Regions from separate parts of the Homo sapiens genome. Here region 2 is linked to region 1. Evidence: chromatin contacts called from ENCODE Hi-C data. All regions are on one chromosome and are shown on one strand. Each heading gives the region's core, a stretch centred on a gene start or an enhancer-like site at or near the end of the contact. The rest is flanking DNA. Distances are from core to core; before and after follow the strand shown. Region 1 overlaps LOC105371310 (a long non-coding RNA gene). Region 2 overlaps CDH11 (cadherin 11).

Evidence for each region. A loop is a pair of places that touch in the nucleus more often than their neighbours do. Pooled maps may share reads with other maps.
Region 2: a loop to region 1 is called in a map of endothelial cell of umbilical vein, with 6 times the contacts of the local background. The contact joins two enhancer-like sites. A Hi-C loop is called at or near these places in 2 of 168 maps with a recorded cell type or tissue (ascending aorta and endothelial cell of umbilical vein) and 6 of 50 pooled maps.

Annotation. Positions count from the first base shown.
Region 1 is chr16:64,396,333-64,401,705 of GRCh38, reverse strand. All of the region lies in intron 2 of LOC105371310 (a long non-coding RNA gene), which reads right to left. Among named protein-coding and RNA genes, the nearest start is that of LINC02165, 670 kb to the right of the region's middle. Within about 2 kb of position 2,730, at least 2 of the 41 ENCODE cell types and tissues checked have a DNase peak (open chromatin) inside an H3K27ac peak, as active enhancers do.
Region 2 is chr16:65,115,877-65,121,249 of GRCh38, reverse strand. All of the region lies in intron 1 of CDH11 (cadherin 11), which reads left to right. Among named protein-coding and RNA genes, the nearest start is that of CDH11, 3.5 kb to the left of the region's middle. Within about 2 kb of position 3,114, at least 7 of the 41 ENCODE cell types and tissues checked have a DNase peak (open chromatin) inside an H3K27ac peak, as active enhancers do.

The DNA.
Region 1 (5,373 bases), core at 1,481-3,980:
TAAATAAATGGTGTTACAGCTAATTGCAGGAGTTCAAATTTATCAAAGCCCAATGGTCATCACTAAATGTGCCAATATACACAAGGGAGATTCATGAAATAAACTAGAGTTTTCAATAGTTAACACAATCCAGATTGATGAATGTGTTAACAATGATTGTTTCTACCAGATGACATCAGTTCTAAGTGAAAACTAAATGAACAGTAGCAATTCAGAATCAACATTTTGGTTCAGATATGATCATATTCTGCAAATATTTTCTCTTGGGTAGCATGGCCTCCGTGAATGACTTAAAATGCGGTATTTTTCATGAAGAAGAATTGCCGACAAGGTAATAGGTATTAACATAGAATAAGGTCAAACTTCAATTCTTTTTTTTTAGTTAAATTATATGCAAAAAGAAAATTGGAGTTTCGGACAAGTCGGAAAAAGGAGCATTGGTCCTGTTGGATATCGGCATTGTGTATTCAACCCCTTCTAAATTCCAGTGATCAAGCGGAGTTTGCTATCTCCTTAAACATTTCTGGAAGGACTTTAAAATAAATAGAACATGATGGCCCTACCAAGGGGGTAAAAGGCACTTGGTAGATAATTAACCCTAAAAGGCAAAAATCAATTTGGCAAAAAGATGTTAGAAGCATCATCACTTTTTGTTTGGATGACTATTTTTCTTTCAGTTCACTCCAAACACTCCTTTTTTTTAATAAAGCTGAAAATATTTTTGTTTGGAGCCAAAGCTCCAAATATCAAACCTATGTATGAGACGTTACAAATCCTTCATTCTTATAGAATAGCTGAACATACATATACACACACATCAAGGGATATTTTTAGTGATAAAGTGGACTAAGAAATAAGTGATAGATATTTAAAAAGGTTGACTCTAAGCCTAAAATTATTTTTCTCACTGTTATAAATGAAGACACTGATGATAAGAGAGGTTAAATAAACAACTCTCCCAAGATCTGGCTGCTACTAAATGTCAATGAGAGGATTTGAACTGATTTTGGCCTGATTTAAGAAGTGTGACTCATTATCCTATACACCCGTCAATATGTATAGATGTGTATCTGCTTGAATATTCTCTTAAAAATATTGCAACATTAATTAAGACAACATTAAGTCAGTTGATAGAATCTCAAGAAATAATATCTACTTAATTATAATTTAAAAATTTCTCTTTTTATGTTAAGCTACCTATAGATAGTTTCTTAATATGTTCCCCTATGCATTGAGGATTCAGGCTTATTTTAAATTCAGTGCTTCTTAATCTATCCTATAACCTGGGAAAAATGAATTGCTAGTGAATTTTAAATTAGTTCTTCAATACTAGTTAAATGAATCCCTCATTTTTTAAAGATAGACTAATATTCAGAATTGCAGATGATCTGTATTCTGTTATTAATGTGAGGGACCTAATCACACTACAGAAAAAAGTGTATCAGTGAGTATCCTTGGGAAATCAGAAAGAAATTGAGCTTGTTCATTGCTGTCAGCCTGACCTTCAAGATATGACAAGATGCCAAAGGGGGGAAAATTACTTAAGATTTTCAGAAACTCAGAGACATAAGGAGAGTATTTTGAAAAAGAAAAAAAAATTCCCCTCCTTTCCCAATTCACAATTAGGGTTGTATAATGCTTAAGTTCTGTGTTATTTCATGTGCAGACAGTGATGGTTGAAAACCATATACCTACTCAAAAATCACAGACCAAACATATTTATGCATATGTATATATAATACATATATATATATATGTAGTCTCATCTCTAAATTTATCCTTCTATCCTTGTAAGTAAACCATCAGACTAGAATTCCAAAAAAAGACAGAATAGACATGTTCCACTGCTTCTTGTTAAACTGAATGCATACGTGTATATAGCAGGATCTAGGGTGTTGCATTTTGTTTCTTTAGTCTACACATTATATTCTTCTTAAAACTCAATGGTGAGGTAGTTTCTTGCCCAGGGAGTGCCTGGGGTAAGGTGTGAGAGCAAACAAACACATACAGCTCCTCCTGTACTGTGCTCACCACTGTTCATTTGATTCTCATAATAACCCAAAGAGGTACCTACTATCATTGCTTCTATTTTATAAATCAGGAAACTGAGGCAAAGAGCAGTTTACTGACTTAAACACAATGACACAGCTGTAAATAATGGAGCCAGGATTTTAACCCAGGGGATCTGGCTTCAAAGTCTACTTCCCTTCCCTATACTATGCTACTATGCTATATAGCATTCCTCAGAAGATATTCTTTTCTCTGCTTCATCATGATGCTACAAGAGTTTAAAGGCATCCACAAAAAATTGCTCAGTGAAATGTCATTAAGAAGAACTCAATTTTATACAGATCAATTTGAATTGAATCCTGTTTTACCATTGGCTAGCTCTGTGGTAGTTATCACTTTAATCTTCAGAGTTCTTATTGTAAAATGTTAACACTAATATCAACCATAGGCTTGAACTGAATATTAAACATAAAATATGTGAACCACCTATAAAAGGACCTGAAACATACAGCGTACTTTAAAACTATAATTATTTTCCATGAATATTGGTTTTGCCGACTCTTATAGTGCATAAAACAACCTATTTACATTCTTCCAAGAGAACTATATATGTCATGAATCACGGATCATATTAGTTGTGAGAAATAAAGCAGTCATCTTCCTTTAGTTTATTCTGTAGCTTACAGGAAGAAACTGGCATGGACAGGAAGGAGATGAGACAACATTCCGTCTGCCTTACATACCATGAGCTCTAAAATAGAGCCATCATCAAAGAGCAGAGTGTATAGGGTAGGCTGTGAAGCATTTGGAAGAAATATTTTTGAGTTCTATTCTAGGAGGAAATAATGTGGAATTCATTCTTTGTACTGAGAAAAGGCTATACGAATCTGGAAAAAATATTTTAAGAGAATCATGAAACCCATGAACATTTTCAGAACATTTTGGCAGATATTCCAATCCCTTTCCAAATGGTAGCTCATGCATTATAGGAGAGAAAGAATGGGTCACTTGAGTGTTCACTTATGTGGATGTGTGCAAATGTCATTGCAAGAACAGACTCTCCAAGCTTTTATTGCACTCTTCCCTTGGCACAGATAAATATCCTAATGTGTCTTATTCATTGCATGTGAACTTTTGAGGCACTATAGGGCAATGGGACAAGCATGGAGCTTAACTCATCCTCATACCCATTAGTTAATCATGTGACTTTGTTCATTCTCTCGAAACTTAAATTTTTATCTTTGCCATAGGCAAAGGCATAATAAGGCACTTATTTTAGGGAGTGCAGAACTGGACAGCAGCATGCAGGGACCTCTAGTAGTGGATCCCTAGCAGTCAAGAAAACAAAATTATTTAGACATTACTGAGCAGCTCTGATGTGCAAAGCACTATGCTGTACAGAGGAAATAGGAAAATTAGATAAGCCCCTGCCAAAAAGTTACTCACAATTTGAATGAATGGAAGAGTTTGAATAGGGTTTGGAAGGACTAAGTAGGATTAAAAAAGAAATCAGATGAGCTAGCTTATTAAAAATCAGTACAGGGTTAAGAGTTTCACAAGCATTTCTTGAGGTCTTTGGTAATTCCCGAAGAGGGATCCAGCCTGCTAGAGATACACAATGAGTTCTGAGAGGGAAAATTCAGGAGGGAGGTGAAAGAACTCGGATCATTGGTGGGCTTCATAAAAGAGTTTAAACTTGAAACATATATGCCTTCATGCTAAATCATGCATGTTCTCTGGCTATTCTGCACACATATTTTTACATACCTACCTCTTTTCCACTTTCCAGGCAGATCCAAGTTTTGCAGGTGACAAAACAAAACAAAACTATAACACATTTCTTGATATGATCAGGCTCTTTTTCCTTCCAAAAGCCATTAACTAAACTATAACGCAAATAAATTGCTTCTGGGGCACCTGGAGTTTTCCTAAGATTTGTCTGTCTTCTGAGAAAATACTAAGAGCTGATTCATCCTAATAAGGTGTGAATCAAGTGTTAAACTGTAACTGAATTGTACAATTAATTTTACTTTTCCCTGTTTTCTCCATTTCTTCCATGGAGTTATAGAAGCTTATAACAGGATTCCTACTATTATTTAAAATGTTTTTCTGAGAAATACTACCCCGTCCGATATTCACAAATTATTTCAGATTTCTTAACCTTTCCTTCTTCTTTTTTCTTTATTTTATATGGTGGACATGATCCTGAGGTTGATTTTCACTTGTGGTTGGCCCTTTCTATTACTTGAGCAAGATATGCCAATATGAAAATAAGATATAGACTTACTTTCTCAAGGTACTATCTAGGTATAGAAATAGAGACTTAGGCAGAGAGATAGATAGATATAATACATGCACACAAAGAAACATTGATAGTGATATGGTTTGGAACTGTCCCAACCCACATCTCCTACTGAAATGTAACCCCCAATGTTGGAGATGGGGCCTGGTGGGAGGTGACTCATCATGAGGGCAGATTGCTCATGAATAGTTTAGCACCATCCCCCTTGGTACTGTTATCACAATAGTGAGTTCTCATGAGATTTGGTCATTTAAAAGTGTGTAGCACCTCACTCTTGATCTCTTGCTTCTCCTCCGGCCGTGTGATGTGCCTGCTCCTGCTTCGCCTTCCCCATGATTGTAATTTTCTGGAGACCTCCCCAGAAACCAAGCAGATGCCAGCATCACGCTTCCTGTACAGCCTGCAGTACCGTGAGCCAAGTAAACCTCTTTTCTTTATAAATTACCCAGTCTCAGGTATTTCTTTATAGTAATGAGAGAATGAACTAATACAAATAGATAAAAATATATCATGTGTATTTAGATAACAGATAATTAGACAGGTAGAACATTTGGGCTAAGATCTATCTCTGTATCATGGCTCTGGACACTTTAAGTATTCATTGCAACTCAGTCCCACATTTGTAAATAAAAGTACCCATCTGATACAGTTATCAGGAGGATTACACAAGTAATACATGCAAGTTGCCTGGGCGATGGATAAGCACTTGACTGGTATTTGAGAAACACTTATGAATCCTTCTTGTTTAGTTCTTGAAATCAACATTATAAGAGACAAACAGAGAGCCAAATCATGAGTGAACTCGCATTCACAATTGCTTCAAAGAGAATAAAATACCTAGGAATCCAACTTACAAGGGATGTGAAGGACCTCTTCAAGGAGAACTACAAACCACTGCTAAATGAAATTAAAGAGGATACAAACAAACGGAAGAACATTCCATGCTCATGGGTAGGAAGAATCAATATCGTGAAAATGGCCACACTACCCAAGGTAATTTATAGATTCAATGCCATCCCCATCAAGCTACCAATGACTTTCTTCACAGAATTGGAAAAAAC
Region 2 (5,373 bases), core at 1,865-4,364, 720 kb before region 1:
GGCTGCGGTGCGCTACAGCCCTCCAGCCCGAGTCTCTGCGGGAGCTCTGGCGCCCGTTTGTAAGCTCCCACCAGCGCAGGAGTAGGTCCATGAGCGGCCCAGACTCGGGCTCGCCTCTGGCTTGGGATTGGCGAAAGCTGCCAGGGTCAACGTTAACTTTGAGAACCACACCTTCCCGAAACCTGCGCCGCTTCTCGGAGCGCGCCAAGCCTCTCTAGCTCCCGGCACGCACGGCCTCCCTCCCTGCGCTCTGCCCCGGAACGCGAGCCGGGAGGTGGGAAGCACTGAGAAGCTGGCCAGATGGGGAGGACGGCGAGGAGAGCTCCCTTCTCCCCCCTCCCCAACCCAGAGGAACTGTAGGAGGGCCCGCCTCACGCTGTGAAGCGGAGTCCCCAGAGAAAGTGGGGTCGGGGGAGGCTTGCGGGTCCGGCTTCCTTGTCCGTTTTTTTGCCGAGGCCCTGCTTTCGCCCGGGGCTCGCCGCGCCTGCCTCTCCCGGGTGAAAGGTTTTCTAGGTGCTAGAAGAAGCCCTGTTGCTTTTGCTGATAATGCAGTAGGAATTTCATGGGCCATCACACTGCTATTAAGAAATCGCATCTTTTAATTATTTAATACCATCCCTGCCTGACGACGGGTTATCCCTAAGGGATGGGAGTGGGGGGTTGTTCTTGAAACCCGGCTGTATGAGGGTATAGATTTCACTAAAGTCTTCCCCCTTCGTCTCCCCCTAAAGAAATCGTGCTACGATCGCTCTGAAATCTTTTCTTATTTTCTTCTTCTAATCATGGCTATCGGTTTAATATGAGGCAGTAAGTTTTCGTTTTAATCACAGGGAGGCTACCATAATTAATCTGGCTAGAGGACGGATCAATTTCCTCATCACTTGGGCTTGCAGCAGACGTCGATGGTTTTGCGGGGTGTCTGGATTTCCTGGGGATGGGGATGCAGATGTGTTCTCAGGAGCGAGGATCCTGTAGCATCGCATGAGCACATTTGCCAGGCTGGGCTCTGAGCGCTAGAGCCTAATATGTTGGCAGAGAAGAGAAGGGACTGACCTTCTTTTCGTTAATCCTGGAATTGTTTTTCCTACAAATACGTAGGTGCAGACACCAGAACAGAAATATTAACTGCCCAACCCTAGCTGCAGGGAGCCTGGTCTTCTTCCAATAGGACAAAGGAAAAAAAGTTACAAAACAAAGGGACAGAGTTGTGGCCAATACGAGAAGCACTCTGAGGCTCCAGCTACTGAAGTTCCTTAAATGTAATCTCTGATTCCAAGTTTTAGAGTTGGCCAGTGGGCTCTGGAATTCGAACCTCTGTGAAAAACTGAAATCCAGCCTAGTACAAAAGGAATGTGAGTGCTTTTCAGTAGAGACCAGGGAAAGGCATCTGAAAGGCCAGGAAACTTTGCTTGAGTAAGGATTATCTTTACATCTTACTTTTGAAACATTGTAAATTAAGACATTAAAATGTCTTGCAGGCATGCACTATTATTAATAAAAATTATTACTATCATTTTAGTTGTTACTTCAGAGTCTGCATAAACTGGGCATTTTATGACATTGTTTGAAAGAATAAACCACCCTCCTCACCCCTGGGAAAGGGGGAATGAAGGCAGGCCTTGGAAGGATTGAGACTGGATAATCTGGCGAGCCCCAGACATGTAGATTTATTCAAATGGCTGCTTATTGCTGCCTAGGAAAATAAGCTTTTAAAATAGTTCTAACTGAAGCAGTGGACCATCTTGATAGCACTTCAGAACTTTCATTACGTTCAGCATTCTTATCAGAACACCAGACAGTAAAATTACTAGAAACCTAAATTCTATTTTCAATTAAGATGCAATCTTTTGTTAATTTGAAAATTTAAAAAAAATAGTTATGGCGCAATTTTTTTTATGTCTTAGAACTCATGTTCCCTCTGTAGAGTGGTGGCTGTGGATGTGCATGTTTGATTGTTTATTTGTGGGAGGAGGGGGCAGGGGACAGACTTGGAGAGCCACGCCATGATTTGGGGGAATACGGATCAATTTCATGCTCTTTTAATGCACTTGTCTTCATAATTCATGGTTTTTCTTCTCCTTTGAATAGAATTACATGGCTGCTTTGTAAAGATTCTGGTTTGGGGACCCTCATATGGGAAACGCCATGACATTGACCTCGTGGTCTGATTTACAATGCCAGTACTGCGCTCCCAGGAGCATAGCATGTCCTGGAACCTTGCCTGTGAATGCCTGTGACTTATGAAGTGGTAACTTATGAAGTTGGTAAACTTTGATCTCTTATATTCAAATCTGTTTTCAGAACCATCTAAACAAGATCTTCAAATCTGATTTTAGTCTTCCTTCATTCTCAATACATGTATGTAGGTAGATGTTGGAGAAACATAACAATTTCATTGGAATTTACTTTCAATATTGATGTTTTCACTTTGATGACAGGCATACTTACTCATTCAATAATAATAAAACAGTGGAATATATAGAGTTTGAAAGTAGGTATCAAACTTTTTTTCTTGAATTGTCAAATTTGAAGAATGACTATGAACTTTCAAGTTTTTTTTTCCTAGAAAATTTGAGCACTGTATAAATTCACTAGCCAATGATTTAAGGGATTGAAATGTGTTTGGGATGATTTTCTCCCTTATGGAATTGGCTGCTGTTTCATAAAAAGTTACCTAATTTGTCAAGAATCCCTATTCTGCACTTACCAAGAATTGTGAGTTTTCAGCCTTTTTAATTTAAAGTTATTGCCTCTGAAATATATAAAAGTAGTTGGTCTATATAAATTTGTGATTTAATTGATTAGGGGGAAAAACATCAACAGGTCTGCTAAAGAAAAAGAAAAATAAAGTTGGAGAAAATTGGACACATCCTGGTGCACTGGTAGGAGTTAAAAATGAGCTGTTCCATCAGGATTCCTGTGATAGCCATCCGCAGCCTCCCCTATGAGCAGGAAGGACTAAAGAAAACACTCGAGGAGCATAATTAGACATCTTTCTGCTATAATTTTACCCTGACATTGAGAGCCTTGTACAACTCTGGAAATGGACTCCTTCGCGGAAGATTGCACTTCTGGCCACTAGAGGGCAATGGCACCCTTCTCCAACTGTCTGCATGGAGCCCATCTGCTTTTGAGGGCATCATGAAAAGCGGTTTTGTTACTTACAAGCCTTGTCTGGCCCTCTCAGGAGAGACCGAATTCAATCTAGCTGTGGTTCAAGCTACTGCTCGAGCAGTTGGTCAGGATTAGCATCTCTCTAGTGGGTGGATCCTGTTACCTTCAGCATCTTCTTCCCACCTTGGAGTTTACTAGAAAGTTGGGAAATCCTGTAACTTGACATTGAGCAGCAGCCGGGGTGGGGGCTGGGCTGCAGGATAAACAAGGTCAGCTCTCACTGAGACAGTGATCTGGGAGGATTTTCTGGATTTTTTTCTGGCAAAAAGAGCATCATTTCTGACTCCAAGTGGAAGGGAATGGATAAAGAAGAAAAATATCAGTGAGACTACCGTGACACCATTGCCCGTTCTTTCATGAGGTTTTGAAGATGTCTGCAAGACACTTCTAATTTGCAAAAAGGAATAGCAGTTTGATCTTCGGTAAACACTTTGGGGCATGGAATTTTAATATAGCAGTAAATGTTTTACTGTTTCTTTTAAACCATTCTTGATATTGTTGTGAAAAACCTAACTTTAGCAGAGAGTAAAATTTAATTCAAGATTGTTCCTCGTGCACTGGAGTATAATCATTTGATTTTTTTTCTTCTCAGCGATATGGAAATTATGGCTTATGATTAAATTGCATATTCCAGGCTACACAAATTTATATTTGCTCCTGTTTGATAGTGTCATGAAAGTTCAGGAGGAGAATGCAAAAAGAAACTAATGCTATATTATAATTAAGAGGAAAACTCCATTAAAGAAATAAGTACTGTTTTAAGTGGCTACTTATTTGTGTTTTTTGTCTTAAGTGAGTACAGTTGCCTCCCTGGTGATTCAGCAATGAAGTTCTTTGCAGCTCTGAGCTGTGTTGGAATGCGTAGACAGTTGATGAAGAAGGAATCAATGCAAATGGATTATGGGAGGGAGTATTAAGTAACTCAGTGGAAAGTAAGACAAAGTGTTTTGTAAACTGACGTTCACTTACCATTGGACAGTTTATTTAACTTTAAAAGGGGCAATTTTAAATTCTAAGCTCTTGTGAATAATGCACATTGTTTGAACTGGAGGCAAAATTTCATTGTTATTTGGTTTAATTAGTCATGAGACGGTTGCAGAGTTCAGGGATTCTTATTGAGACAAAGCATTTCTCTCACAGTCTGTATGGTCGAGGTTTCTGCTCAATCAGAAAATCTGGTACATCGGGATATTAAGTGAGAGGAATGTGAGAGAGAAGAGAGGGAAAGGAGGAAGAAACTCAAAAGTATGAGAGAGACTAATGATGCTATTTCTTATGGAGGCCAATTTCTGATCTTCGTACCTCTCTCTCTCTCTCTCTATCCTTATTAAGCCAATTGAAGAGCTGAATCTAGGAAGTTGATATAAACAGCTTTAAACAGCTTTAAAGACTGCAGTAGACAGTAGCCAAGGTCTTATTCTGTGTTTTCTGGCACCAAGTGTCCCTCAAACAATATTTGTGAATGAGCAGGGGTTTATTCTCAAAATTTCCTGGTTGCTGCAGGTGAAAAAAAGCTTTCACTTCCTAAACTCCACACCCCTTATTTGCCAGAAATCCTCCTGACATGGTCCTCTGCACTGGAATGATTTTCACAAATTAAAGTTAGCTCTCCACATTCAGCTCTCTTGAAGAAAATGGCCTGGAGCCCGGCTTTGTCCTTACTATGATGATCACCTCGCATGGCAACCAGTGTGGTAGGGGAGGCTCCTCCCTGGTCTTAGTTTAAGACACGTAGAGATCTCATTTCAGCCTCCATTAGGCTCCATCAGTGAGAGCAAACAGTGAGAATTTAGGGTAGAGTCCCTGCTATCGATGCATCTTTATTCTTCTCAATAAGAGCAAGGGTGGAGGAAGCAAGGATAGGCATAGCAGCTCAAATTGCTTCACACCTACCCTGCCTCGGATTGCTGGCAATGTTTTACCCATAAACTCATTCTGGAAAGTTCAGTTTTCATCATGCTAGAGGCTTGGACCAGTTATTCATTCTTGGAAGCAATAGTGCCCAGCAGCGGGGCCAGGATGAGGGTGAAGAGAGTAAGTCCAAGGCCTGTAAGTGCACGGCTGGATTCTGTCTTGATTGAAAATTTTGTCTTTTGCTCATCATAGATTTTTTCCCCACTAATCTTCATTATTTATTTACTTTTTTAGAGACAGAGTCTCACTCTGGAGTGCAGTGTTGTGATCGCAGCTCATGGCTGG